Regions from separate parts of the Mus musculus genome. Here region 1 is linked to region 2. A link is a loop called in an ENCODE intact Hi-C map of the cell type or tissue named here. Cell type or tissue: heart. All regions are shown on one strand.

Region 1 (2,500 bases), 52 kb after region 2:
GAAGGACCAGTCAAATGAAGGCACCTTCTCTTGTGAGGCTGTTTGGTTTTGATTTTAACCTAAGTGTTGAGGTTTTTTGTTTTGTTTTGTTTTTTGTTTTTCTGGGCCCATGAGTCTATAACCCCCTCTAGGAACTCTGGGGCTCACATATAAAGCTCATAGGGGGTGTCCCCAGGCCTCAAACACCGTGAAAACTGTCCGTACCTCACGGTCAGTAGCAGAGAGAGACACTGGAAAGCCTTCCTTAGTCTGCTCCGATCCTAGTTACAGTGGGGCACGTGGTCATCGCCGCAGCGCAATGGTGAGCTAGCAACTGCAGGGAGAGCAGTGCTTTTCCCTGCCCAGCTCCTGAGTGCGAGCGAGCCTGTGGGTAGGTCCATGGATGTGTGTCTGTGCCTGCAGAGGCCGAGAGGACCACAGCAGAGCACTGAGCAGGAGTCAGGAGAGCCTGGCTCTAATCTCTCTCTCTGACACTTGGGTAGCTGTGGACCAAATAATACCCCAGCACAAGTTACCCAGGACAAAGGCTCTAGGAGAAGGGCTTTTGCTGTCTTCTGGATGTACACACACAGCTGACCCTGGGAAGATCCCGGTTAAGTAAGTGCGACTGTGGATGGATTTCCGTGTCTTTGCCTGTGTAATGGTGGGTCTCAATTTATGTTGATGGGCAAAGGAGTCGATGCAAACACCCGTATGCTGAGTGTTCACAGCGTCCTCTCATGACGTCCGGTCACTCAGACTAGGCAAGGAGCACTGACCACTGTGTAGATGAGGAAAAAAAAGGAGGCTCCGAAAAGTTCCCTAACCTGTTCACACTCTCCCTGAAAGAGCCAGGAATCAAACCATAGCTGGTTGTAAAGCCCTACGTGCCTCTCCCACATCACACACCTCCTCTCTCAGCTGTAAGAGTTCCTGAGACTTCCACCTACACCAAAGGTGTAGCCCCCCCCCCAAATCCAGCCCAGAGGCGGAGAGACTGGATACCACAACTTCACAATGAGCCTGAGCGCGGCGTGCGTGGGGTGGGGGAGCTGATGCCTAACCTCCCACCACCCAACCCGGTCCCAGCTCGCCCACCTCTTGTAGCCCGGCAATGCTCAACGAACCCACGCAAGAAATACTCACTGCTCCCGCAGGCCCAGGCGGCTCCGCGGGGCGCATCGTCTCCAGGGCCCCAGCCTCCTGGACAGCACTTGCCGCTGCTGCGCTGCCTACTCGCTCTGGGGCATCAGATTATTTTAGCACTTGCGGAAGGAACCAACGGAAACTGAAGTCACATGGAGAGCTCGCCTCTCAGCGACTCAGCACTCAGCCCGCGTCTTAGAAGGAACTGCCACCGCGGGGGGTGGGGTGGGGGTGGGGTTGGACGAGGATGCAGGTAGCACATGGCCCCTCACCAGCAGGGCTGTCACTCTACAGGTGCAGCCTGCCAAGCTCTGTTAGGTCGTCGCTAAGCATGCTCTTGTGGCTCCTGCTTTGATGGCACATGGGAACTAGGAGTCCTGGCTTGTGGTCTGCTGTTCCAGGAACTCTTCTACAGGCTTCTATCCAAGGGCCAGCTTGGGGCAGAATTCAGTGAAGGGCAACACAAATTTGTTTAATTGGAAAGGGGGACGAGTCCGCCATTTAGAAGGGTCATCCATCCAGTCGTCTGTTTTCATCTACTCAGTCAGTCCTTAACTAATCATCTTTTCTGGGCACCGTACTTCTTAAAAATTAAGAAAATAAATAAAGGGAAAAGGAAGTCGGCAATGGCAGCACGCACCTGTGATCCCAACCCTGGAGAGGTTGAAGCAGGAGGATCAGAGTACAAGGTCATCCCAGCCCAAAGAGCAGGTTTGGGGTTGCCCTGGGATTCGTGTGACCTGTCACACACACACAAAATAAACAAGAAGGACAAATGGAAGAAAAAGAAAGGTTTTTGTCTACTGGTTTTTAACTGACCCCGCGTTGCAGATAGTACCATAAACTTCTTGGCTCTATTGAGTACGGGTGTTCAACAGCGTTGTTTTGATAATGCTGTGTAGAAAGTTCACTGTCAACTGTGGCAGCATGCCTAGCTAGCGTCTGCACGGATCCAGACCTGACCTAGTCCCAGCTCTAAGATGGAGAAAAAGACATGAGCTCCCAGCCCCAACCATCCACAAAGGAAAAATCATCTCTCAAGGGAGTCTCACTGAGTATACAAACCACACCAAAGGGCGGCTCCATGCCCTGCAGCAGGAAGCAACGGGGATGAGGGCTGGGGGGGGGGGGTTCGTTCAAAAAACTATGTAAATTAATTATACAGCCTTTAAATTTTTTTTGAGATTAAAATATAATTTCTCCCTCCCCCTTCTCCCTCTAACATTCCTATATATCCCACCCTGTTCTCTTCCAAATTCATGGCCTCTTCCACTTTAACTGTTTTACATATATATGTAAACACACACACACACACATTTATTCACTTGTAAAGGTAACAATGATGGCACCATTGAAGAAGAAAACAAGTGTAGAG
Region 2 (2,500 bases):
TAATTTAATTAAATTAATTTAATTAAATATTTAATTAAAAGTGGGGATGGAGAAGAACATCAGAAGACCACTCTCAGGTCTCTCCTCCCTCCAGGCAGATTCATGAATCATACTGGAATCAGCTTGGCAGTTGGTCCCCTGTCCACCAAGTCATCTCTCTGGGGCTTGCCCAGTGCAGAGAGTGGGAGAGGCATTATCAACCCGTCTCACACCTTCTCAGACTTCTGAGTACAAAACAGACTGCTTTCTCAAGACAAGACCTTCAAGCCTCTAACTCAAGCTAGTGGATTGCAATCTTGAGGATGGTCAGACTCGTCATCACAGCACAGATAGATCCCTGTCTCAGGGATTCGGATTCATGAGCCAAGGGGTAGGACTGAGACTCTGCTAACAGTCCTTCCCCCCTCCCCCCGCACCACACCCTCTGCCCCCCACCACCACACACACACACACACACACACACACACACACACCCCAACCACTGTGCTAGGCTTTTGTTCTTCAGTTTTGGAAACCCACAATCCATCATTCTGTTAACTCCACCACAATCCCACTGTGGCTCTCTGAAACACTCATAATAACGTAATTCTATCAGATCCAACCTTCCATTCAAACCGTCCCACAGTCACAACCCTTGGACATCGTGGCTCCCAGGTTCACCTTTATGCAGGCACTAAGCATGTAGAAGGCATTGTCACTAGAGATTCCACAGAAGGAAGGACTGATGTAGGCTAAAGCAACCGAGACACTTTAAGATGGAGACCGGGTTGAGCCAGGAGGTGGTGGTGCACGCCTTTAATTCTAGCTCTTGGGAGGCAGTGCCGTCTACAGAATGAATTCTAGGACAGCCAGGGCTGCACAGAGAAACCCTGACTAGGTTCCGGTTTATTCTCAAAGGTAAATTTATCTATTTAGAATGCAGAGGAATGAGCAGTGTTGATACCAAGAATCATGTAACCCCAGAAAACTGGAGGATACACTGGGCCAGTAATGCAGTGGTAAATGATTCCATGGGAGGGGCCTGTCTGCTGCCAGAAGCATTAGTACAACCAAGCAGCACTTAGGCCTGAGTACTACTGGGTGAGGCAGAGTGCGGCCATCCGGGAAATGGGTGTGTTTACTTAGGACTGGGGCAGATTAATCTACTTCTTCTTTCTGTGGAAAAAATTGCTCTCTCCTGCAAGGCGCGGCAAGAACTGAAACCAGGAGGAAGCTTTGCTCAATAGGAAGTGAGCTCCAATTCTAAAATGGGGAAGCACTGCGTTCCTCCAGCGAGACGATCCTGAGCTGAAAAGGAGTGAGAAGCGGACTCGGACGGCTGGGGGCCCCTGGAAACAACCCACGTGGCCGCCAGGAAGACATCGCGAAATCAATGGTGGAGCATCTGCGCTGTGGCATACTGGATTAGATTCCTCTCTATTCCTTCCATGAGGTGTCCTTACAAAAACAACTAAGGGGTTCGTTTATTCTAGCTCACAACCTCAGACTACACTACAGTCCCTGGAGGTTCCGGTGGCAGAGGCTTCCAAGAGCTGGTCACATGACAACCAGAACAAGTGTACCCACGTACGCGTCTCAGCCCAGTCTTTACTGTCTGGCGCCCAGCCCAGGAAACTGTGCCGCCCACATTGGAAGGGAGTCTTTCCACCTCTATTGAGATTTCTGAGTTCGAGGCCAGCCTGATCTACAAAGTGAGTTCCAGGACAGCCAGGGCTACACAGAGAAACCCTGTCTCGAAAAAAAAAAAACAAAAACAAAACAAAAAAAAAAAAAAAGAAAGAAAGAAAGAATGAAAAAAGAAAAGAAAATTCCTCAGACATGCTTGAGGGCCAACTTAATGTAGGCAGCTCCGCCTTCAGACTCCCTTCCTAGGCGATTCTAGATTGGGTCAAATTGACGAATAAAACTAACCATCATACATAGCGGTGGTGGCACACGCCTTTAATCCCAGCACTCGGAAAGATGAGGCAGGCAGGTCTCAATGAGTTCGAGGTCAGCCTAGTGTACAGAGTGAATCCCAGGGCAGCCAGGGATACACAGAGAAACCCTGTCTTGAAAACAAAGACTAACCATCACATACGACCTGGATACCCTAGCAAAAAAAGGGGGGGGGGGGAGCCAGAACCTTCGGGATGGGATCCAGGGCTAACTGCGAAAGCAACTTGCAGACTGACAGCAGATTCTAAACCCTTCCCATCACCTACCATACACGCAAGTCCCAGGACTGCAGCCAGCTGCAGAGGGACTGTGCTAGAGTAGGGCTTCACCATTTAAATGCGAAGACTTGGCTCCCGCTCTTTCGGTTTACCTAAATCCCATCTCCAGACTCTTTGTGTTACTTCTGTCCCTCCCTCATTTACCTCCCTCTCCCATTCCCATATACAAGTCCAATACTGGGCTTTTAAAAGAAGAGAAATGCCCTGCCAACGGGGTTGGAGTTGTAATGCCCTTCCCCTGAGCCTAATTCTTCAAGCTCCTTTCCACCTAACATGGTTGGAGG

The links. Peaks named below come from ENCODE experiments on the same cell type or tissue, not always from the same donor. Only the 100,000 strongest peaks of a DNase experiment are listed, where the experiment ranks them.
Region 1: a loop joins it to region 2, with 2.8 times the contacts of the local background. A loop is called at or near these places in 11 of 42 quality-filtered maps.

The regions. Positions count from the first base shown.
Region 1 is chr16:32,164,255-32,166,754 of GRCm38, forward strand. Nrros (negative regulator of reactive oxygen species) reads right to left here and starts at 1,340. Exons shown (of 3, transcript NM_001347181.1): 1 at 1,126-1,340. In heart, no CTCF peak of the experiment used is centred here; DNase peaks (open chromatin) are centred at 296 and 1,197; H3K4me3 peaks cover 1,331 bases; H3K27ac peaks cover 823 bases; H3K27me3 peaks cover 1,350 bases.
Region 2 is chr16:32,112,526-32,115,025 of GRCm38, forward strand. No RefSeq gene overlaps it. Among named protein-coding and RNA genes, the nearest start is that of Cep19, 14 kb to the left of the region's middle. In heart, no CTCF peak of the experiment used is centred here; DNase peaks (open chromatin) are centred at 1,196 and 1,546; H3K4me3 peaks cover 323 bases.